2 separate regions of the Mus musculus genome follow, and region 2 is linked to region 1. Evidence: chromatin loops called from intact Hi-C (ENCODE). Cell type or tissue: left cerebral cortex. All regions are shown on one strand. Links, peaks and the distances in the headings refer to the core of each region. The heading gives the core; the rest is flanking DNA.

Region 1 (12,717 bases), core at 2,784-10,783:
GAATTCATTCCAAAAGGGAAGGAATTAGAAACATTAGAACTTCCATAATTAAATTGCTCTTACTGCATTATTTTTGAGCATTTTTGTTGTGGGATTAATAGTTATATGAGTTGTTTGTGTGGCCATCACAAATTCCTTAATGTAAACCACCATAAAGATCATATTGAAGATACTATAAAATACATCTCTTTCACAGTTGTCTGGATGTTGTAGACATAAGACTGAAAACCTTGCCAGGTGTGGTGGCGCACGCCTTTAATCCCAGCACTTGGGAGGCAGAGGCAGGCAGATTTCTGAGTTTGAGGCCAGCCTGGGACTCTGTAGAGAGTGAGTTCCAGGACAGCCAGGGCTACACAGAGAAAAAAAAAAAAACAAAGACTGAAGACCTGTTTTGTTTTTTTGTTTTTTTTTTACTTTTCTTTTTTTTTTTTTTTTCCATTTTTTATTAGGTATTTTGCTCATTTACATTTGCAATGCTATACCAAAAGTCCCCCATAGCCACCCACCCCCTCTCCCCTACCCACCCACTCCCCTTTTATGGCCCTGGCATTCCCCTGTACTGGGGCATATAAAGTTTGCGTGTCCAATGGGCCTCTCTTTCCAGTGATGGCCGACTAGGCCATCTTTTGATGCATATGCAGCTAGAGTCAAGAGCTCCGGGGTACTGGTTAGTTCATAATGTTGTTCCACCTATAGGGTTGCAGATCCCTTTAGCTTCTTTGGTACTTTCTCTAGCTCCTTCATTGGGGGCCATGTGATCCATCCAATAGCCGACTGTGAGCATCCACTTCTATGTTTGCTAGGCCCAGGCATACTCTGACAAGAGACAGCTATATCAGGTTCCTTTCAGCATAATCTTGCTAGTGTATGCAATGGTGTCAGCATTTGGAAGCTGATTATGGGATGGATCCCCGGATATGGTAGTGTCTACATGGTTCATCCTTTTATCTCAGCTCCAAACTTTGTCTCTGTAACTCCTTCCAAGGGTGTTTTGTTCCCACTTCTAAGGAGGGGCATAGTGTTCACACTTCAGTCTTCATTTTTCTTGAGTTTCATGTGTTTAGGAAATTGTATCTTATATCTTGGGTATCTTAGGTTTTGGGCTAATATCCACTTATCAGTGAGTACATATTGTGTGAGTTCCTTTGTGAATGTGTTACCTCACTCAGGATGATGCCCTCCAGGTCCATCCATTTGGCTAGGAATTTCATAAATTCATTCTTTTTAATAGCTGAGTAGTACTCCATTGTGTAGATGTACCACATTTTCTGTATCCATTCCTCTGTTGAGGGGCATCTGGGTTCCTTCCAGCTTCTGGCTATTATAAATAAGGCTGCTATGAACATAGTGGAGCATGTGTCCTTCTTACCAGTTGGGGCATCTTCTGGATATATGCCCAGGAGAGGTATTGCTGGATCCTCCGGTAGTACTATATCCAGTTTTCTGAGGAACCGCCAGACTGATTTCCATAGTGGTTGTACAAGCCTGCAATCCCACCAACAATGGAGGAGTGTTCTAGCGATGGTCTATAACTCCAGGCTCAGAAAGCCTACTGTTGCATGCGGCTTTCTTTCTTTCTTTTTCTTTTTTCTTTTTCTTTTCTTTCTTTTTTTTTTTTTTTTGGTATTTTTGAGACAGGGTTTCTTTGTATAGCCCTGGCTGTCCTGGAACTCACTTTGTAGACCAGGTTGGCCTCGAACTCAGAAATCCGCCTGCCTCTGCCTCCTGAGTGCTGGGATTAAAGGCGTGCGCCACCACGCCCGGCTTCTGTGAACCTTCTTGACAGTGCTGCTGAGGTGAGTTCTTCAAGCTTGCCTTGCTCTTACGACTTATCCCTATGGTATTGGTCTTGTTTTAGAAAAGCAGGACTTCTGGGTGTTTGGGAACCAAACCATTGGTGGAAAAATAAAATAGAAGGAAAGTGTTCCAAGAAATCAACCAACTCCTTTTGTTTTATTGAAAGGGGGACGGGGACCCAAAGAGGTTTGTGTCTTTGCTGGATTTCAAAGGGCCAAAAATACTCTTTTAAACAGGTTACTATGGGAAAATGTTTAATTTTGGTGTTTTCCCATTCAGAGATTTCAAAGGCAAGCTTTATTCTGACTCCCTGCTAAGGCAATTACGATTGTTTTTGCCTCAGACAGAAACTGGGAAGGCAATCTTGATTTTTTTAAATTTGGTTTTAGTTTTCTCTTCTACACAAACTATATAATCTTAAAAACGTAACAGGAAGTGTATCTAAGCGTACTTCTTCTGTCGCCTTCGTGTCCCTGCATGTTCTGACTTTTGTACAAATAAAAACTTTAAGACATTTATTCTCATGATAACCTCATACTTTTTTTGTTTATTTGTTTTTGAATGTCTGAATAATGGATGCTTCTGAGCATGGGAATATTAAAAAACAGAATCTCCATAAAGTAGAATTTGTAGCTTACTCCATGTTGTTTAAAATCTACTCTGTGGCCTGGTGAGATGGCTCAGCAGGTAAAGGTTTGTCACCACGGTTGACCACTTACGGTCCTTCTCTAGAACCCACATGGCCAGGGAAAGCTCCCACCTCCACATGAGCACCGTGGCATGCATATGCCTCCCTCTTGTATACAACACATACATACACTGACAGACAGACACACACACACACACACATACACTAAATACTTGCATCAAAAATCTAATCCAAAAACAAACAAACAAACAAACAAACAAACAAACAAACAAACAAACTCTAATCCACCTCAGGGGTTGAGAGAAATTCTTTTCTGTCTACAATATCACAAATATATTATTCTTTTTCAGTGAGTTTACCTTCTATACCCTACCCTTGTGGCAACCACTGGGTGCTGCGTGCTGAGTGCTGAGTGCTAAGTACTTTCAGCTTCTCTGTTAAAGGCACCCCACATCAGCAGCATATTCCTTCCTCCCTTCACTTATTCTTTCTTCCCTCCTTTCTTCTCTCCTTCCTTTCTTTCTTTCTTCCTTTCTTCCTTCCTTCCTTCCTTCCTTCCTTCCTTCCTTTCTTTCTTTCTTTCTTTCTTTCTTTCTTTCTTTCTTTCTTTCTTTCTCAAGACAGGGTCTCTCTGTGTAGTCCTGGAACTCACTCACTCTGTACACCAGGCTGGCCTTGAACTCAGAAATCCACCTGCCTCTGCCTCCTAAGTGCTAGGATTAAAGGCGTGCGCCACCATGTCCGGCCCCTCCCTTCTTTCTCTCTTTCTGTGTCTCTGTATCTCTCTCTCTGTCTCTCTGTTTGTCTCTTTTTCCAGGGTCTCACTGTGCAGACATGGCTGGCCTGGAACTTGCTATATGGACTAAGCTGGCCTCAAACTCACAGAGCTCTTTCTTTCTCCCTGTCTCTGTACCATATGCCTTTGCATGTTCTTAATCCCCAGATTTCTCTGTCCTGGAGCAGATTTGCTGCCCTGTCTCTTCACTTAGTTCTTTGAGGTAAGTTTGACTTTATTATTATTATTATTATTATTATTATTATTATTATTATTATTATTAGTGTGTGTGTGTGTGTGTGTGTTGGCGGGGGCGGGGTTGGGAGCATAGTTCTGTCCTTCCACCTCTACGTGGTTTCCAAGGATCAACCTGAAGTGAGCAGGCTTGCCCTCAAAAGTGCTTTTAGCCTCTGAGCCATCTTGCTGGCCCTGGTCTAGTCCGTTATGGTTTTATCCAGATAGGCTGGATACTGTTCGGTGCCCCAGGGACTACCCTAGGTAGAAATCTCAAACATAACTGGACCATTCTGCCTCATATCTTTGAAATGGAATGTTGTGACAAACATTAAAGAAAATATCAAGAAAGCAAAAGGTGTGTGTGTGTGTGTGTGTATGTGTGTGTATGTGTGTGTGTATGTGTGTGCTTGTGTGTGTGTGCGTGCATGTGTATGTGTGTATGTGTGTGTGTACATGTATGTGCCTTTTGCTGTTCTTTATTTTTGAGAGTGCAATTTAATTGTATTTTCTGCTATTAATTGACAAGAGAAAACATCTGAACTTTAAACTGTAAACTTAGCTGGGGCATTTCTCAGAAATAGAAATCATAATTCTAGTTTTTCCTGTTTGAGTAAGTTTGAGTTTTAAAAGTTTAAAAACAAAAAACAAAAGTGAACCCCTAGCCTGTCATGATGGCACAGGCTTTTAAATCCCAGCATTTGAGAGGCAGAGGAAGACGAATCTCCGAGAGTTTGCGTCAGCCTCATCTACAAAGAGTTCCAGGACAGCCAGGGCTGTTACACAGAGAAACCCTGTCTGGAACGAGCTTCCCATGCCAAATAAACAACAAAATAAAAGGATTGAAAACTGGGGTCTGGATTTGAGAAATTTTTGTCTGGATTTTAACATTTTGGATTATGGGCCATTAACGATATATACAGATTCAGCAATAAGATCCTTTCCATTTCTACATTGTAAGAATTTGTAAATGTCAGTAGAAATGATGGAGAAGGTGATGAAATAGAAGTATACATGACAACACAGAGAGAAAAGATCAATGTACAGAGAGTGAGTTGTTTTGAGACATGTCCCTTTATGTAGCTCTGGCCGGTCTGGCACTAATGTGTAGCTCACACTGGCCTTGAACTTGCTTCAAGCAATGCACTTGAGCATCTCAAACTGGGATTAGAGGACTGTACCACATTTGGGGTGCTCAGCAACAATGTAAATGCAGCGTGGGGGCCCGACAGTGGCACATGCTTTAGTTGCGGTGCTTGGGGGCGGGGCAGGGCAGGTGGCTCTCTAGGAGTTCTTTCAAGGCCAACTTAGTCTACATAGTGAGTAGTGAGTTCTGTAACAGCAGCCAGGGCTACATAGTGGGACCCTGCCTCAGAGAGGGGGTGGGGGGAAGAGAGAGAGAGAGAGAGAGAGAGAGAGAGAGAGAGAGAGAGAGAGAGAGAGAGAGAGAGAGAGAGAGAACAAAAATTGACAAAAGTTGATTTTATACATTTAGTCCCAGGGCTAGGAGAGCAGAGGCAAGTGGGTTTCTGTGAGTTTAAAGTCAGCCTGTTCTGCATAGTATATCAAGTTCCAGGGCAGCCAGGGCTACATAGTGAGATCTTGTTTCAAAAAGAACAACAACCAATCAATAAATAGTAAGTAACCATAGCAAAAGCTAAGTCTTATACAATTATTAATAGGGATATTTTATTTTCCTATATTAAAATGTGTAGGATTCACTAGTCTCTATGACTTTCTGAATTTAAAAATGGATAAAGTCTATTTACCTTTGACAGAAAAGTATTTGTGCACACAGTTTGTCAATATACAGTTTTTGATGAAACTGGAACCTCTGTAATTATTCTCATTAACCAAGATCTTAGGCTGTGGGTGTGAGTCAAGTGCCCCCCCCCCCCACACACACACACTGTTAGTCAATCAACTAACTAAATTAGAAACAGCCTTGACTGGCCTCAAAACTCATAGAGATTCTTCTGCCCTGTCTCTCAGTGCTTGGATCAAAGGTGAGTACCGCCAGGTGTGGTGGTTTATGCCTTTAATCCCAGCACTTGGGAGGCAGAGGCAGGTGAATTTCTGAGTTCGAGGACAGCCAGGGCTACACAGAGAAACCCTGAAAAACCAAAACCAAGACAAAAGAAAACATGAGTACCGCCAAACCCAGCTTAGTTTATTTCTAGCAACTGTAGGTTTTAAAGAATATATATGGTCATTTAAAGATTTGTTTATTTTATGGATGTGAATACACTGTAGCTGTCTTCAGACCCACCAGAAGAGGGCATCAGATCTCATTACGGATGATTGTGAGCCACCATGTGGTTGCTGGGATTTGAACTCAGGACCTTTGGAAGGGCAGTCAGTGCTCTTAACCATTGAGCTATCTCTCTAGCCCATATGATCATTTAAATAGTAAAATAAAGATTAACCTAAAAAAGGGTATCACTGAGAACAGGACCTCATGTGAACAGTGAAAACAGAACAGATTTAGTCTTTAGCCTTTTGTTCTTTCGGCTTTGATGACTCTCACTGCTGAGAGAGTCTGGAAGCACACACAAAAAGTCGATGAGCTACAGGTAATTCTTGTAATTCTGGTACTTCAACCACCATGCAGGTTGTTTTAGACAGTTAGCCCAACACTGCCCTCTAGTGGCTAGTAGAAACACGCCAACAAGCATTTTACGGTTTTCAGTTAACAAAGGACATTTTTTTCCCCCTGTTATTTTCTTTTTTCCTTAATACACACAGATATTTCTTCTGGGTCTTATTATACCATACACTTTTAAATTATGATTTTTTTGTTCGTAGGAATTTTTAATTATTGACCAGCTGCTTTTTAAATCATATAGCTGTGAACTCTGAGAATTTAAATAAGTGATGTTAGATCCCCTGTTAGAGAGTGATAATAAATAAGGGACCAGAGGGTGGGAATGCATTGTGTCTAGCCAGTCTCTCTTATGCCAAGCTGAGCTGCCTTTTAAACTCAGCTGCTTGTGGCCCAGGAGGCCAAGGCTTTTATCCGCCATAGACGTGAGTTGTGGACTCAATTGTACCCAGGAAGCTTCCAGCAACTTCTTATACTCAACTCACTCTTGACTTTCTTTCCACAGTCATTATCTTGAGTAAACACAAGGCTTTGAACTTTAGGACTCTATTACTCCAGTTGGTGCTACAAGAACAAGATGTGTATATGATTAAAACATCATCCCGATCTTTTATTACAAAGGCTTGGCACACAGAAGAAGAGCTTTCTGGAAATGCACTCTTTGTCCCTACCTGGCAGTGACCGTAGCCAGGAGGATCTGATGTAACTTGTGGCCGGTGTATGGTGTGCAGTGTTCAAAGGGCATGGTCTTATTTCCATCAAGGCTGGCTGGAGTTATTGGAGCCCTGACGTTGCTGTCATTGCCGATAACCCAGTAGTAAAACTGTGTCCTTTCTGTTTACACTTTTCTCATCGTGTCTGTGAAGCCAGGACAGGTAAACACATGGGATTGTGGGACAGGGAAGCGCAGTGGGTATATGGACCATTTACACATCCCCTTGTTTGTCTTACTATGTTACCTTGAAAGCTTTCGCAGGGCTGGAGACACGCGGCTCAGTGATCAAGAGTACATGCAGAGGACTCAGGTTTGGTTTCTAGTACCTGTATGGCAGCTCACAACCATCCAAGTTATGGATGCATATGTGTAAATGCAGAATATAATAAAATAGATAAATGAGAGACAGAGGGAGGGGGGTTGGGGAAGGGGAGGGAGGGGAGGAGGAGGGAGAGGCAGAGGGGGAAGGGGAGGTGAGGGAGAGGGAGAGAGGGGAGGGGGAAGGAGAGGGGAGGGATAGGGAGAGGGGAAAGGGGAGGGGAGAGGGAGGGAGAGAGAGCGGGAAGAGAAGAGGAAGAGGAAGAGGAAGGGGGAGGAGGAGGGAGAGGGAGAAATCACTTTATTAATCAGTTTTCTAGTCTGCACAGAGGAAACAATTGGATTTTGAACTAACCCTTATGAGACACTCAGGCTTTGTCAGATGTAGAGGTAAGAGGTAGAGAACAGCCCAATTGTTATGCTTCCCGTGGGGAGAGCAATGTAAAAGGACCCAGTGTGAGCAAGGGGGCTCGATTCAGTTTTCTTCATCTCTTTTCTTCCTCCCCCACCCCACACCCGTTGAGGTTTCCATAAAGTTGATATTGGTAGGAAGGCAAAGCTATTGAGGGGATCTTGGGGTTTTAACAACTTGCAACTGGGCTAGAGAGGTAGCTCAGTGGTTAAGAGCACTTGCTGTTCTTCCAGAGGACCAGGGTTTGGTTCCCTCCATGCGGGTCTGGCGGCTCACAATTGCTTGTAACCCCAGCCTCAAAGGCACATTTTCTTGGTACCTGGAGGTACCATACATACATGTCATTCAGAGAGAGAGAGAGAGAGAGAGAGAGAGAGAGAGAGAGAGAGAGAGAGAGGAACAACAACAACAACAAAACCCCTGTTACTAAGCCAAGAGTGTGAGAGCAGCTGAGTCTCAGTGCTGGAGAGTTAGAAGCCGAAAACTCGCTTCCAGATAAGTGTAGCTCTTACTCCTCATCAAAGAAACTCCTTTTGCTGCAGGAGACCATTGCAGCGGTGAAAGCTGTTGTCGAACAGCTGACTGTGGTGTGCCCGTACCCGGTTAATCCATCTATAACCCAAACTCAGGAAACAGTGCAGAAGAGTTGGGGGAAAGATTGTAAGAAGCAGTGGTTCCCACTGGAAAGTCTGACGTTTGCAGGCATGGAAGGAGGACGGAGAGTTCAGGCTCTTTCTCAGCTACACAAGGAATCGGAGGCGACTTCCGGCTGCACGGGAATCTATGCTTAAAAAACCCAGCAAGGAAACAAACAACAAACCAAAAATGAGTGTATCCTGATCTGGGTGTGGTGGTTCATGCCTGCCTGTAATCTCAGGGCTCGGGAGGGGGTGCAGAAGGAGTGTGAATTTGAGTTCAGCCTATGCTATATAGTAAAACCTTGTATCAAAAAGACTGAAGGGATATACGCACGCCTTTAATCCCACCACTAGGGAGGCAGAGACAGGCGGATTTCTGAGTTCGAGGCCAGCCTGGTCTACAAAGTGAGTTCCAGGACAGCCAGGGCTATACAGAGAAACCCTGTCTCAAAAAGCCAAAAAAATACAAAAACAAAAACAAAACTTCACTGTGACATTTTCATGTACTTGGTGTGTTCTGATCACATTCACACTCTGGTCCCCTCTCTTGCTCTCTGAGCTCCAATCCGTTTTTCTCTAGTCATCACCTTTCTTTCCTACCTTAGATCCTGCTTACTGAATGTAAGAGGAAATGTGCTGTTTGTCCTTCTGACTCTGGTCCAGCTCCAGTTCCATCTGCTTGTTCACAAGTGGCTTCATTGTGTTCCTTGTGATTGTACATATAGACATCACGTTTCCTCTGTCTGGTCACCCACTGATGGACACGTGGGCTGTTTCTGCAATCTGACCGTTACGGGTAGTGTTGGGAGGAGCATGACTATACAGGTATCCCCATGACAAGTTGACGATGGTGCTTTGGGGTACAGGCCCATATGGGGTATGTTGTGTCTGGCCAGCTGCTCGAATGTCTGGGTTCTAGTCTGGAAAGGCATCTTGGAAACCTGGAAGAGAAGAGGGAGCTAGGAGGGCGAGAAAAAGATGTAGCTAAGACAGTCATTCTGATCAAAGCTCAATTTTTTATTTCCGACACTCAGTTATGAAGGAGGGGAAGGGGCCCGATTCACGCCAAATAATCCTGGAGTCCAGTAGCAGGGTGACCACGTGTATGGCTCCGGAAAAGCAAAGTGGCAGGCTCCAGCAGTGGGCGTGGCAGAACGATTGAGTGGCAAGCTCCACCCCAAAGTAAACAGTGAAACCTGAGCAAGCAGGTTTCAGGCTGGGGAGGGGAGGCTACAGGGTATACCTAGATCATATGGAAGATCCATTTCTAGCTCTTTGAAGAAATCCTGAACCACTTTTCATAATAGTTGTACTGATTTCCATTCTCACAGTAACCCCTGCCCCGTTGCCCTCTTTAACGTTTCCTTGCTGTTCCGTGACTGTCTTTGTCAGGGTTTCTATTCCTGCACAAACAACATGACCAAGAAGCAAGGGTTTATTCAGCTTACACTTCTACACTGCTGTTCATCACCAAAGGAAGTCAGGATTGGATCTCAAGTAGGTCAGGAAGCAGGAGCTGATGCAGAGGCCATAGAGGGATGTTCTTTACTGGTTTGCTTCCCCTGGCTTGCTCAGCCTGCTCTCTTATAGAATCCAAGATTACCAGCCCAGAGATGGTCCCACCCACAAGGAACCCTCCCCTCCTTGATCACTAATTGAGAAAATGCCTTATGGAGGCGCTTCCCCAACTGAAGCTCCTTTCTCTGTGATAACTCCAGCCTGTGTCAAGTTGACACATACAACCAGCCAGTACAATTGACCCCTTGTCAACTTGACACACAAACACATCACTAGTAAGCCTCAACCCTTAGTTTCTTATTCATCCCCAAGATCTAAATAACTTTAAAAATCCCACAGTCTTTACATATTAAAAGTTCAATCCCTTTAAAATGTCCAATATCCTTTAAAATTCAAAGTCTCTTAATTGTGGGCTCCACTAAAATACTTTCTTCCTTCAAGGGGGAAAAATATCAGGTCGCAGTCACAATCAAAAGCAAAAATCAAACCCCAACTGTCCAATGTCTGGGATCCAACTCACGATCTTCTGGGCTCCTCCAAGGGCTTGGGTCACTTCTCCAGCCCTGTCCTTTGTAGCACAGAGCTTGTCTTCTAGGCTCCAGCTGCCTGTAGTCCACTGCTGCTGCTGTTCTTGGTGGTCATCTCATGGTACTGGCATCTCCAAAATACTGCATGACCCCTTCAGTCCTGGGCCGTCAATTGCAACTGAGGCTGTACCTTCACTAATGGCCTTCCATGGCCTCTCACAGTGCCGAGCCTCAGCTGCTCTGCATGACCCCTTCATGCCTTCAAAACCAGTACCACCTGGGTGACTCTTACATATTACCAAGTCCTGCTGCAGCATGAGGTACAACTTTGGCTATCTCTGGAACACAGCCTCTTTGTGCTTTCAGAAAACACTTCCCAGAAGATGTCACCTCAATGATGCTGGTCTCTTCTTAATCACAGCTAATTTCTTAGCTCCAGCTAACCAGCATCAATAGTCCCAGTAATGCAAAGTTTTCACTTTAGTAGTTCTGGTATCTTGTTAATCACAGCTCATTCTTCAGCCCCAGCTAACCAGAACCACAGAATCTTCACAATCAAAATAGCAATGGCCCTGAAAAGAGTCTTTAAGTTTCCCTCTGAAATTACACAAGCCAGGCCTCCATCTTCTGCACTGTTCTCAACATTATCTTCCAAGTTCCTATACAACATCCCAAAGAGCTCTTAACACAAAATGGATCTTCTAGCCCAAAGTTCCAAAGTCCTTCCACAGTCCTCTGCAAAACATGGTCAGGTTGTTACAGGAATACCCCACTATGCTGGTACCAATTTGTCTTAGTCAGGGTTTCCATTCCTGCACGAACATCATGACCAAGAAGCAGTTGGGGAGGAAAAGGTTTATTCAGCTGACACTTTCCACATTGCTGTTGATCACCGAAGGATGTCAGGACTGGAACTCAAGCAAGCCAGTAAGTAATATCCCTCCATGGCCTCTGCATCAGCTCCTGCTTCCTGACCTGCTTGAGTTTCAGTCCTGACTTCCTTTGGTGATGAACAGCAATGTGGAAGTGTAAGCCCCAACTTGCTTCTTGGTCATAATGTTCATGCAGGAATAGAAACCCTGACTAAGACAGTGACAATGGCCATTCTGGCTGCGGTAAGAAAGCATCTTGTAGTTTTGTTTTGTTTTGTTTTGTTTCTTTGTTTGGTTTGGTTTGGTTTGGTTTTTTTTTTTTTTTTTTGGTTTTTCGAGACAGGGTTTCTCTGTGTGGCCCTGGCTGTCCTGGCACTCACTTTGTAGACCAGGTTGGCCTTGAACTCAGAAATCTGCCTGCCTCTGCCTCGCAAGTACTGGGATTAAAGGTGTGTGCCACCACGCCCGGCTTACATCTTGTAGTCTTAATTTGCATGGACACAACGTTGTACTTTTCTCTCTGTGGTTATTGATCATTTGGATTTCTCCCTGCTCACTTCATCTGTCCCTATATTGATTGGATTATTTGTTCTATTGCTATTTAAATCCTCTGTCTATTCTGGGTATTAGCCCCCTGGCTGGTGAGGAAATACTCTCTCCCATGCTGTGTGCTCTCTCTTACCGGTAGCTCTGACCAAGGTGTTAGAGCTGAAAAAAGACGACACACAGGTAGCTGGTGTGCCTTTGTTACCACTCATGTCCATGGGCCTATGGATAGGGGGAGAGGCCTTCTGGTGGCAGAAGGAAAGACTATCAAAAATAAAGAGGAAATCTTCTCCCCACTAAGGGCTCTACAAGGGTCTACAAAGCTGGCTGTCATTCGCTACTTGAGACACCAGAAAAGAAAGGACCCAGTTTCAAAAGTCAACGATAGGGCAGGTGAAGCAGCCAGCCATGCTGCCCTGTAGGTCAGACCTCTCTTGCCCCCGACTTCCCTGCATCTGGGGGATCCTATACTCCCTTACCACCCTAAGTATTCAAAAGATGACACAGTCTGAGCTAAGAATTTGCCCATGTCCCAGTGTGTTACAGATGGTGGAGAACAGCAGATAACAAACTCATTATGCCAGAAGACATGGGAGTACACATACTTCAGAAGATCTACTGCTCTCCCCGCATGGGTGTCCAGAGAATCCAGGATCTGATACAGCTGCCTAATGTCAGGATTAGAGATGCCAACTCGGGCTAGAAAGATGGCTCAGAGCACTGACTGCTCTTCTGAAGGTTCTGAGTTCAAATCCCAGCAACCACATGGTGGCTCAGAGCTATCCGTAATGAGATCTGATGCCCTCTTCTGGTGTGTCTACAGTGTACTTAGATATAATAATAAACACATCTTTAGGCTGGAGTGAGCAGGATTCACCAGAGCAAGCAGAGGTCCTGAATTCAAATTCCCAGCAACCACATGATGGCTCACAACCATCAGTACAGCTACACTGTACTCATATACATAAAATAAATAAATAATAAATAAATCTTAAAAAGAGAGAGATGCCAACTTGAAGATAGCTAATGTTGTCAAGAACCATGATGCCTGCCCGTGAGGGACAAGGCTAGGCCTGGAGTCTACTGAGAGACAGGCTTCACACAGTTAGAACAA
Region 2 (12,717 bases), core at 2,182-10,181, 450 kb before region 1:
TTCCTTATAACAGGTACAGGGTATTTGACAGTGTGCTGAGAAGGAAGCGCTCTGCACTGTGTAGTGGACATTTCCTTCCAAATGTATGTATGTATGCGTTTATATCCCTTTTATGTTGTGCCTTAAATATTTACCATGCACTGTGCAAGACAATCATATCCATTATATCTAAGCATCCCACATGTTCTACTAAGCTGTTTTATCCCTAGGGCCCCACAGCTTGTTACTGGGCATTCTTTTTGGAACTTTATTTGGAAGCTGGAACTGAGAAAAGTTAACGCTGTACTCTCAAGGCAGCCCATCGGAAGGACAGGGTTGCCAGGATGTCGGTCTCATCCTCAGTGCTGGCAATGTGGGCTTGCTCAGCAGGAGTTGACGATCCTTTAACCAGTAACCTTCTGTTACTGAGTTGTTTGATGTAACAGAAGCATGTCTGTTGTCTCCAAAACTAAAGCATCTCCCTGACCTAGCTCGTCTGTGCATGGTAATTGTCCCCGAGAAGAATGCCCAGTAGCCAGCTTTCCTGTCCTTACTTAGCCCACTTCAGAACGGCATCCCCTTTGCCAGCACCGATGCTTCCTTTTGAACAAGTATCACAAGGTGAGCCACAGTGTATGCTTCTGGTACTGTGGTGTGGTGCTTTGCAGTTTAAGACTGCCACCTAGTCCTCAGGTCAACGAGAAGAGGCTGTCTACGGCTCATAAAAACGATGATGAGGGATGAGAATATCAGCCTCCAGACATAGTGGGCAGAACACAAATGCCCAAGCCACTAAAAGAGATACCTTGAAGGCTCTGACAGGTGCCCAATTAACACACACACATCTTGTTCCAAGAACAACAAGCCCGTTCATTCGGCCCTCATGGTAACTCTACACGGACCGTCTTACTGATTTCATTTTACAAATGGGGAAGCTGAGGCTGCTTAAGCTACCTGCAGAAGTTTACTGTTAGTAATTTGTGAACTAAGGATTCTGGGGCCTCAGCCAAATCTAGCCCGACACTGCCACCTATAGGTAAGATGAGGTATCACTGTTTACTAAACCTAACAGGGATACAGACCATTCAAAAGTCAAAGTCCTGACTGGAACCAGATTCTCTGCATTCCCCTCCACGTCACAACACCCGTTTTTCATTTAAGGAAATACCTGTGATTAGTGACCGTGGAGTCGGAGAGTTCTGACCTGTTCTTGTCTCAGGAGGTCAGCGGGCACATTCTCATGTTTTCCCAATAAGTCTTGTCAATTTACTCTGCTCAACCTGAGTCAAGATTTGTGAATATGATTGGAGATTCTAAAGGAGGATACTTTCTAGCTTGGGTGTGCATGAGGAAGCATGTAAGCCAGATGGCCGCAAGGGAAGCATCTTGCGACTGTGATGTCATAGCTAGGGATGAGGACAAGGCCAGAATGAAGGTCTTGCTCAAACTTGTCTGATGTTGAGTCTTCCTTTGGTTTTCGGCTTAGGTACCCCCAAGCCTCCTTTGTTGCTGAATTCCCATTGGGTTTTAAGAAACCAAACTTTCTTAGCCTTTGTGTCTGTTCCACTGTACTGTAAGTCACTTCAGGTGAAGAATTTGTTTTTCAAGCTACGGTGAGTGAAGGTCTCACTGCGGAGCTCTTCCTGCAGAGGAAGAGGCAGAGTTGTCTCTAGGTGAGCACAGTGTTCAGATAACTCTTCCACAGAGCATCCAGATGTCACCATCGGGAGAGGGTAGGTGAGGAAAGATGCTGGTGCTGAGTCAGCCCGGGACCTCTCACCCATTTGCATAACTGCATGAAATCCAGTTTATGTCAAATTCAAGGAAAAACCAGCTTTGTTTCCTGCATGTTTGGTGGAAATGCAGTCATGGCTGGTACTAAGAACAGGAAATCGCATTGAGAAATAAAACATGAGCAAACCGATTGTTCTTACTTTGTGCGAAACCATTCCTCCCATGACTCTTCACAAGAATTCAGGAAATTAGCCGGGCACAGTTGGTACATGCATGCCTGCAATCCCTGTACTTGTGAGCATAAGAATTTGACACCAGCCTAAGCTAGATGGGAAAGCCTGCATTTGTAAGATATAAGATATAAGATAAGATATAAAGACTCAGGAAATCCTGTGTAGTGTGACTCAGTCTTCCATGCTGGCCTTGCTTACCAAGGATGGCAGAATTTGGCTCCCTAGATGTTGGAGTGACACATCCCCCAGAGATAACTATCGTAAGGACCCCCTTTAGGCATGTTTCCTTTTGTGTCCACCAATCCTTCTGCTCACTCCAAGATGCTGGGCTCAAGTCTTCTCACTAGTAGGAAGCCTACAAGTATCAAGTGTCCTTCCATGGGACAGAAAGATGGCTCTGTGGATAAACCCTTTGCCCCACAAATGTGTGGACTGGAGTGCAGGTGCACGTCTTCAGCACCAAGGCAAGTGTAGGTTTCATGTGGTGGCATGCCTGTACTCCAAGGAGACAGAGACATTCCATCTTCTAGCTAGACAAACAAGCAAAATCGGTCTGCTCTGGGTTTAGGAAGAGACCCCATCCCAAGATATAAAGTGAAGAGCAACTGATGGAGACATCTGACGTCACCCTCTGGCTTTTACATGCATGTACATACACCACATGTGAGTTCACATTCCTGCAAGCACATGCCGGAGCATGCACAGCTCAGCTCAGCAGATAAAGGTGGCTGCCACAGAGCCTGATGACCTGAGTTGGAGCTCTGGGACCCATATGGTGAAAGGAGAGAGCTGGCTGGCTCTTCCGAGTTGTTCTTAGACCTCTACAGGTACAGCACATGAGCACACCCCTTCACAGCACACACACAAATATTTAAAAGAAAATATAAGTATTATAGACAAACAGAAACTGGATTATCATATACTTCATGAACAATTCTATTATAATATCACTTATCATGAGAACGAATTTACATATTTGAATATGTATTAGCTATATATTTAGGGAAGAGGAAGGTTGCCAAGTACTTACCAAAACTCTTGCTACCGTGTTTACTGTCTGAAGTATATTGGAAATTAAGAACAGATTTTGTTTAACTTAATAAAGTTAACCTGGAAGAAATAGATTATTTTAAACGACAATTTCCCTTGGTACTTATTTGAGGGAAAAAATTGTTTTGTTCTCCAATTAGTTTATTTGTATCAAGTTGAAATCAATAGTAGACTTGCAGTCAAGGATCTCTGAAGGATCATACCTGAGATTGGATACATAGTGTGCATAAAGAGCAATTAAGAGCATCCCGGGGGAGGGGCCGGTTGTTGAAGCTGGAGTGCTCAGGAGGAGCACGGGAGAGGGACGGGGGGGGGGGGGGGGGGGGGGTAGAGGAAGCTAAGAAAGCAGGATTGCTCCGGATTGGATGTTGTCAGGACGGTGCACTGGTGTTCACAGATCTCTCAATTCTTATCTGAACCAAGGAAGATGAAAGTTTAATGAAACATGTCATCAGAGTCACGGATGAGCAGCCACACTGCCTAATCAGGATGGAGGTGGGCTGTTCATCTCTGTAGCTGAGCACGCACACTTCGCGGGTTCAGACTCGGCTGCGGGTCCTTCCTTGGTCATGATCCATCCTGGTTCTGTCTGATACGAGTGTTTTATGAAACTGTCTGTTTCAGAAGAGAACATGAGCAGCAGCTATCTCTTTCTCAAAATCACATCTTTAAGTGTCCAAACACAGAAAGCAAATGTATTCACTAGGCAAAGATAAGGTCCCCAAAGCCTTAATAGGTATTTAGAAATTAAGGAGTAAGTAAGGAATTGATTTTTACCAAGTCAACAGAGGTTTTCGGTATGCAAGTTGATAAAGTTTCCCAATTTCTTCATTTAAATTTGGATAAAATTTTAGAGGTTTTAAAAATAAGATAACCATTTTTCCCTGCTTTTTAAAAAGCTTACAAATATCTTTCCGGCATATTGGTAGATACCTGTGATCTCAGCACTCAGAAAGCAGAGGCTAAGAAGATTCCTGTAAGTTCAGAGCCAGCCGAAGCTACATAAGGAGACTCTGTCTTAACAAACTAACAATACATTCCCTAATTTTTTTTTCATATATGGAATCAGAAATGTTCACAGAGTTTGGGTACGTGGGTGCATGCGTTCTGGATTATGCCTCAGCCAATCCGCATGGCCCTTTCTAAAAGCGAGCACAGAGGCTGAGCAAAGCGCCTACGCCCGCGCTCCCACGGCATGTAAGATGTGGAGCAGCTGCAATTCCGAGTCGTCCTTGGACATACAGGCAACACGAGGAGCTTGAGGCCAGCCTGAGCTACACGAGATCTTCCTATCTCAAAACAAAACAAAGCATAAGGTCAATTAAATCACTGCTCAGACAATAGCTGGCAGGTCTGGAAGCCGAGTGCCAGAGGTTGGTACTGCTGTACCAGCTGTGCATTGAATGTGACTCTGGCGGCCCAACTCCCAGGGTGCACTGCTCTCTGCTCACATCCCTGCTAAGGTCCGCCTCACTCAGGGAGAGTGGCCCTCACCAGGTTCTAGGACTCTTCCTCCCCAGAGGAAACTTAGGACAGAAGAATAAATAAGAAGAACCCCACCACCACCACAGAAGCTCAAAGGATGGCAGTCAGTATCTCTGTCCTTCGGTGGCATCTGCGGATGTCCCTTCTCTGTGGCTGGCACCTCTGATTCTCTAAGAGGCTTTTCTGGTATTGTGAACCAAAAGGCTGGGCCATAATTTCTGCAGCTGTCTATTCACCCAAACCAGGCAACAGAGCACCAAGAGGCACCAAAATGCATCGTATGAGTTGGGTCTTCTGGCATGGAATCCCAAGTAACATTATGTCCAGCCCAAAGATACACTGGGCATGAGGGAATCTGCACATGGCCGTGAAACCTATCCAGGAGTCACCAGCCTGATAGATATTAGAAAACCCCACTACCACTTAGAGGTAATACTGAGAATTCAGAGCCATTATCAGGTATATAGACACCTTGAAACCTGGCCCTTCATATGAAGCAGTGCCCACATCCAGATGAGTGCACAAATTCAACAGACAAAGGATGATGCATTAATGAGCCTGGTTAAAACTGGCCTGAAGGACACATGTGAAATTGGTGCTTTCTCTCCCACCAACTCTGGACTCTTCATGGTTAGAAATTAGTTCTAGGAGCTGGAAAGATGGTTCAGCAGTTAAGAGCACTGACTGTTCTTCCAGAGGTCCTGAGTTCAATTCCCAGCAACCACCTGGTGGCTCACAATCATCTGTAATGGGATCCGATGCCCCCTTCTGGTGTGTCTGAAAAGAATGAAGGTGTATTTGCATACATAAAATAAGTTAATAATCTCCCCATGGCCCAGCCAGCAAGAACAAGTCACCGTCATGAGCCAGACCATCTGACGTCAGAGGAAGCAGAGATACAGGGTGTTCAGTAGGGAATGTGTGTGTTGGCACAGCTGGACTAAATCCATACAATTCAATCCCGACCCGTGGAGCACTCGTGTCTTGACACACCCAACGTGCCTAATAGTTCTTGCTCGAGTGACTTAGAGTGTAGTCACTGACAAAGCAGATCAATGTGACAATCATGGACATCAGTTTAGGTTATAGTACCCCAGGAGGCAGAGGAGACTCTTGAAAAAGTCATGATTGTATATAAATTGCTCAATCCATTTGAGAGGGAATTCTTCTTTGACGAGACTGGGAATGAGCGCTCTCACCAGATCAGTAGTTCCATATGGGTGAATTAAGGTCAGGCTTATTCGCTCTAGCAAGCGCAGTGATTATAATGGGCAAAATTATCCCCTGGTTGCATTTGTAAAATGCAACCATCCGCCAGTCTCATTTGCTTGCTTCAGGAGCCAAGCCATGAAATATAAGCAGTACCATTTTCTTGATCTATGAGACTGGTGCTAATTGTCACTGCCTATCCGTCAGGATACTGTGTGCTTCTGTACAGTGATTGAGCCTAGATAGGTAGCTGGCGAGGATGGTGTATATGCATCCACTGATAGCCTCCACTAGCACAGCTGTTACTCCATGCCAGAAAATGCATCTGCGACAGCCCTCAAGTACACGTATTCCAGTTATAAATCTGGAAACAAAGAAATGACTTCCAGGAGGGTCAGTCCGTGGGTTCACCAAACCAGGAAAAGTACTAAGACTTCCCATGGGATGCGCTCATCTGGCAAGGATCTCGGTCCCCCACTGGTGTGTTCTCAGCATTCCCGACTCCCTTTATAAACGTCAGAGAAGCTGAAGGGTAATTCACACATGACAAAAATCATCAAAACTGTGAGTGCCATTTGACAATATTTGACAAATAGTCACTAGAAATGCAGTTTGTGCCATTCATTCCCAGAGTTCTCTGGTGCTCCAGTCGACCCGTCCCCCTCCCCATCCTGAGCCTCTAGGAAGCATTTTTCTAATTCCCGTTGCTCCAGTTTTATGAATATAAGGATTCTTTGTGATTGAAATCTCGAATCATCAGTTGTCCCCGGTCTGGCTCCTTGAGCACAGAGTGACATTTTTGAAATGCATTCATGTTGACGCGTGAATGAATCGTCTCATAGAGCTCCTCGGTGTTCCGCCAGACCACACAGCTTACTCGGGTCTTCAGAGATGTCTGTGTGTTTGAATTGTTTCCATCTGGGCTCATTTACTGTGAATGAAGCTGCTGTGCGTGTTTTTTGCTAAAGTGCGTAAACAAGTTTGCATTTCCCTTTTTACAAGAAGAAAACTCAGCAGATTGGAATCTGAAATCCTCCTAGACTGGAAGCTCCTTGGACCCTTGAGGCCAAAGAGCTCCTATTTCATTCATTCACTCACTCCTTTGTGTTTGTTTGTTTGTTTGTTTGCTTGCTTGCTTTTTGACAGGATTTCTCTGTGAACCCCTGGATGTCCTGGAACTCACCACAAAGACCAGGCTGGACACAAACTCACGGAGATCCACCTGCCTCTGCCTCTTGAGTGAAGTGGTGGAATTAAAGGCCACTACTGCCTAGCCTAGAGCTACTCTTTCTGAGCCCCCTACAAAGGTCATATTGGGGTAACTAGGTATGTGGTTTGTTCTGTATGGCTTTTGTTTATACTATGGGGTAGTATAATCATTACCACTTCCCCTTTACTGTCAACAGTGTGGAGGAAGATGGAGCCATGGGAGGCTTTATAACTTCATAGGAGTTTGGAAGAGCCTCTTCTGCATGGCTGTAGCTTGAGAAGCCCTGATGTGTTATTTCTCTTGCCCCAAACAAGCTCTCTCCTACCATCCTCTTCTCTTTTTCTTCCTTCTTGTTATCATGGGGCAGTCAGCCATCTTGGTCTCTGAGTCTTGGGGGTGTTGCCAAGCCTGGACACCCCGTATCTAGAAGCTCTACATACCTAACACCTCTCTGCCTTGCTGTCAGGGAACCCTCCAGGGTGCCCTCAGGGAAGGAGCTGAAGCAGCTGTTCAGGGGCTCCGGGATTCACTGACCTTCCTGTTCCAGTGTAGACAGATGTCCTCTCTCATCTCTCAACACACCCGAAGCTCTGCTCTCTTTTTCTCCCCCTCCCACCTGATTCTTCTCAATACATTTATCTTTAGAGAAGCAGAAATCAGAATGACTGTACCTCTAATGACTTCTTCTTTCTAGATTTCCTGGGACAAAGGAGCACAAGAAATAGGAACCAATGAAGGGGAAGTCCAAAGAGGAGCTAAGTATCTCGATAAATTACACCATTGTCTTCGTACCTGGGAGACAACTTATCATGGTCATTTCAGAACTGCTGTCGGTGAAGACTAGAAGGGGGAGAGTGGGGTGAGGGGAGTTTGACAGAGGGAAAGAGGAATGGTGAATCATTGGCTAAATTCTCGGGGTGAAGCTGCAATGGTGAAGGCTCCTTCGAACAGTCATAAAATCCCGAAGGCTGGTAGATTCGAATCAAACTTAATGCCAACCTATGACCTTTGACCTCCACTTAACTCTTCTCATTTCCTAAAATAGCAACCGTGCCCCTGAACAGTGAAGGAGCCATGGCGGCAAGATGGCACCACCTCTGAGGGGACTGAGTTTTCTGTTTCCACTGAACTTGACGTGTCCTGGGTTTCTTTGTATAATACTTCCCTTCTGCATTGGTCCTTACACCCCTGCGTCAGCTTCCCCAGTCTCCCGTGTACAGGGCGTGTACCAACCTGATCACTGGCCCCTCCTTTACGTGTCAAGACAAAAGTGTGCATTGAGACCTTTCTGGGGACCGGCCACACTGATCCCACAGGGGGCTGTAGGTTTGTACTCCCTCCCCCAGCCCCTGCCCCAGCAATGGATAGTGTTCCCCTCTCCCTACCTCCTCAGCAGCATAAGCAGCCATTTGTTTTACTGATCTTGGCCATTGTGACTAAGGTAAGATGAAGTCTCAGAGTAGTTTTAGTTTGTATTTCCCTGCTACCTCAGGCTGTGGGACATTTCTTCACTTGTTTCTTCAACATTTATGTTTCATCGTTTGGGAAATCTCTGTTTAGTTGTATACTGCATGGTTAACTGGGTCGTTTGTTTTTGTGATCATGGGGATATATATATATATATATGTGTGTGTGTGTGTGTGTGTGTGTGTGTGTGTATACACGTATATACATATATATATACATATATGTGTGTGTATATGTATATGTGTGTATACACGTATATACATATATATACACGTATATGTGTGTGTGTGTGTATGTATATGTGTGTGTGTGTGTGTGTGTGTGTGGTGCTGGGGTTGGGTGTATACATATATATATCCTAGTACTAATCCTCTATCAGACGTGTAGTTGGTAATGGTTTTTTCCCATTTTAGAGTCTGCCGCTGTGCTCAAATGATGTTGTGCTTTGCAGCCTCGTGAGGTCCTATTTATTAGCTGTTAGTCTTAGTGTGCTCTCCATGTCCTGTGCAGAAATTCCTTTCCTGTGCCAATGAGTTCAACCTGTTTCCCACTTTCTTATAAAAGAGATTTGAGGGATCTGATCTTAAGTTGAGGTCCTTGATCCACTTGGAGTTGAGTTTTGTATAGGGTGATAGATATGGATCTATCTTCATCTTCTACATGGGGATATCCAGTCTGAAAAGCACCATTTGTTGAAGTTCCTGTCTTCTATCCAGTGTGTATCTTTGGCTTCTTTGTCAAAACCCAGATGGAATTATTTCTTCATTTCAGTTTCACCGAAACATGTGTCTGCTTTTCTGCTAACCCTATGCTGCTTTTTCCCCTATAGCTCTGCAGGAATCTCTGCTTGAATCTGTGCTGGCCAGAGCTCCAGTTCTTTTTCTACGTGGCATTTCTTTTTTAGATATCCTGAAATTTCTGTGTTTCCATATGACGTTAAAAATTGCATTTTCTTTTTATTTTTTCTCAATTTCTGTAAAGAATGGGGCTGGAATTTTGATAGGTGTTACAATGGGTCTGTAGATTGCTTTTGATGGGATGATCATTTTTGCAATATTAATACTACAGATCTCCAAACGTGAGGGACCTCTTCACCTTCTGGTATCGTCCTCAATTTTCTCAATATCTTAAAGCTTTTAGTACACAAATCTTCACCACCAGTCGTGTGAACAGTATTAACTGTGTCACCACAGCCTCGTGTGGGTCTCTTAGCCCAGCACCTCAGCTGTGCTATAGAACTGTTAGCTTGACTGAGTTCCTTTCCTGTCTAAGAGGGCACAGTTCTCAGGCAGTCAAAATGCCCAGGGAGCCTGCAAAAGAAGGGAGAAAAGAAATTTGGGTTGCCACTAGAGGGAGCTACAGTCTACGCCCTAAAATGTGACTGCCTGAGGCTGAGGCATCATATGGTATAAACTTATGTGGTAATGCTTGAATTTCATTAGAAAAAATATTTTTATTAGCTATTCTAATATGTCTATATATTTAATAATAATGCCTACAATTAAATGTATCAATTAAATAGTCAATACATGCTGTAATACATCAATAAAAGAAATGGCAGAGCATGCTGAAATAACAAGAGATGAAATTGGAGCAAAACCAAGCCTAAGCCACTCCAAGCAGAACCCAGGCTCGTTTTCAGTGACAGCATGTCACAGTTATAAGGTCACAGTGACCTGTCCATCTTGTCTCCTCAGAACCTAGAACCTTGCTTGCACGTAGTAGTCACCAAGGAGAATATCTGAAAGGATGAGACAGGATTCTTTTGCACATATGCTCTTATCTGGTTGAACAAGCAAATTCATCAACTATCCCTAATGTCAAACACCAGGAACTTTGATTACCCATAGCCCTTAGGGGTTTCCTGAATGAGCAACTTGAAAATCGGAATTCTGTGGTGCATCGGTGGGAACAGCACCTTCTTTTTTTTTTTAATTTATTTATTTTTAGTTATGTGTATATGTGTGCCTGCTTTTCTGCACATGCATCAAACACAGATACCCTGGAACTAGGGTTACAGATGGCTGTGGGCCACCAAGCTGCTCTTAGGAATGAGACCAAGGTCCTCTGGGAGAATAGCAAGTGCTATTAACAGCCAGGCTGGCCACCTCTCCAGCTATCAGCCCTGCATGTGTTGTAAGCGCCCTCGGTGTAGATCTAAGTCCCAGGAATACACATTCATCTCATGCCCGGCTCAGTCTTCTTCATTTTTGTCATATAGGAATTCCTAAATTAACAAAAATTCCTTCTTCCATGCAAATGTTGCATTGGTGTTACCACTGTGGAAGACTGAAGCTGCCGAAGCAAGGGCCTGGGATAGTGAGACCCTCTCCTTTCACACAGTTCCTCATGCTGTGGTGACCTCCCCCTAACCATAACATTATTTTTGTTGTTACTTCATAATGTTATTTTGATATTGTGTCATAATGTAAATGTGTTTTTTAAGAGGAGGAAGAGAAGGAATATGTTTGTGGGTATGTAGTTAGGTATGAGGAAAGGGGATGCCTCCGCTGGCCCATGCTGAGACATCCCTTCCCCCTGAGGGACCAGCCACATGATTGTATAATATAGAATAGAGTTTATTTGGGACATGGGGAGGGGAGCTAAGAGGGTAGTAGAGACAGAGAAAGGCAGAGACAGAGCAGAGAAATAGAGAGGTAGAGACTGGCCATGAGCACGTGGAGAGAGGGGGAAGAGGTGAGAGGACAGAGCAGTAGCAAGAAGGCAAGAGCAAGAGAGAGCAGAGGGGGCAAACAGCCCCTTTTATAGTGAGCCTGGCATACCTGGCTGTTGCCAGGCAACCGTGGGGCTCAGAGCTTAGACAAAATGCTAACAGTAAATATCTGTGGGTTTTGATCGTCTTAAGAGAGACCCTGTGGAAGGATCGTCCGACCTTCCCCAAAGAGGGACTCTTGTTGAGAGAACAGCTGGTAATCTTTAGGTTTGGCCAGTAGTAGGGTCCCTGGATTTGAGGACCAGCACCTGGACAAGGGGCCAGCAGTGAGGGTGAGGAGTGTTTTGTGTCAAGATATAGAAAAGAAGAGAGAGCATAAACAATCAGTCCCCATTCCAAATTCTAGTCCTATTCAGTGGGGACACCTGTGACTGTGTCAGCAACGTGAGCTCTCCAGTTCACTCTGGGCTTTCTGCTTCAGAAACTCTAGATGGAAGCCCGGTTCTCCATATTTTAGGACATCCTTGTCACACCGGCAACCTCTAAGTTTGAGAACCGTATGCAGTGCCCAAAGCCAGCTGAACCAGGAGAACTTGAAATTCCTGATCCTAAGTTCCTTTGTAGGTTACTGGTTGTACAGTCCCCATAAAGGTAGACCTCTCTTTCACAAATCAAGCAGGATCTTTGGCAAGAAGTCCCTCTTGGGAAATCCCAGAGACCATTAAACAGTTATTTAAATACTTTCTTGATTGCTTAGCAAGCTTCTTTTTCTGCTAAGAAAAAAAAAAAAAAACTCTAAGGAATTACAAGTTAGACATTGGAATTCTCCTGTGGCAGAATAGTAACTACTTAACTTGCTAAATGAGGGGCCTTTACTGGAAAGGGCTATTCATTATAACAGGGGTAGGGTCATGGGTTCACACACAGGACCAAACAGGGAGGGGCAAGTTATAGAAGCCGCCTCTTGCAGAAGGTTGGAGAATCATTCTGAGAATATATGGTGTGTGTTTCCTTTCTTGAAGCTGCTAGGGTTCCTCCATCACCCCTTCCCTTGCTGTACAGTAAAAGCTATAAATTCCAACCTGCCAACCTCCACCTATAAAACACCACCCCATGTTAGTAGTCAGGAACACGATAATGTAGAATTTCTGATTGTAACAACATGGCAGTGGAATGACGTGCAATATATCGAGTATATGCTGACTCTAAAGCCAATTCAAAACTTTCTGTGTAAGGCAAAGGTAAGTTTAAAATGTCCAATAGAAGCCATTTTTAAAGTAGGATTTCAAGCTTAGTTTTATATTGAAAATAAGCTTCAAATTTCCACAGTGCAAAAAGCAGCACTTTTCAAATTAAATTTTTAAAAATAAGGGGAAAAAAACACCTCATATTAAATAGCAACAGAAGCAACCACAAACCAAATAAAACTTCTTAATAAGTATAATGTAAAATCTGGATGTAGCTCTAGTATGGCTTCTGTATTATCAATAGGCAGCCCACCTTGATTGTTCTCTCAGTAAACTTCGATCTGACACGGTACCTGCCATGCCATTTAAAGTGTAACCCATAGCAAATTAAGAATTTTTTAAATGACAAACACCACGATCACCACACAGAAGTTTAGAGGACACCATGAGCCTACCTAACAGCAGCACCCTATTGGTTGCATAGTCTCA

The links. Peaks named below come from ENCODE experiments on the same cell type or tissue, not always from the same donor. Only the 100,000 strongest peaks of a DNase experiment are listed, where the experiment ranks them.
Region 2: a loop joins it to region 1, with 7 times the contacts of the local background. A loop is called at or near these places in 14 of 42 quality-filtered maps.

Annotation. Positions count from the first base shown.
Region 1 is chr5:90,196,714-90,209,430 of GRCm38, reverse strand. It overlaps Gm35936 (a long non-coding RNA gene), which reads right to left. Exons shown (of 3, transcript XR_389324.1): 3 at 9,071-9,099. Among named protein-coding and RNA genes, the nearest start is that of Gm35936, 9.8 kb to the right of the region's middle. In left cerebral cortex, for the core only: a CTCF peak has its summit at 6,110 (motif pointing left); a DNase peak (open chromatin) is centred at 6,083.
Region 2 is chr5:90,649,908-90,662,624 of GRCm38, reverse strand. No RefSeq gene overlaps it. Among named protein-coding and RNA genes, the nearest start is that of Rassf6, 16 kb to the right of the region's middle. In left cerebral cortex, for the core only: a CTCF peak has its summit at 9,716 (motif pointing right); DNase peaks (open chromatin) are centred at 5,899 and 9,705.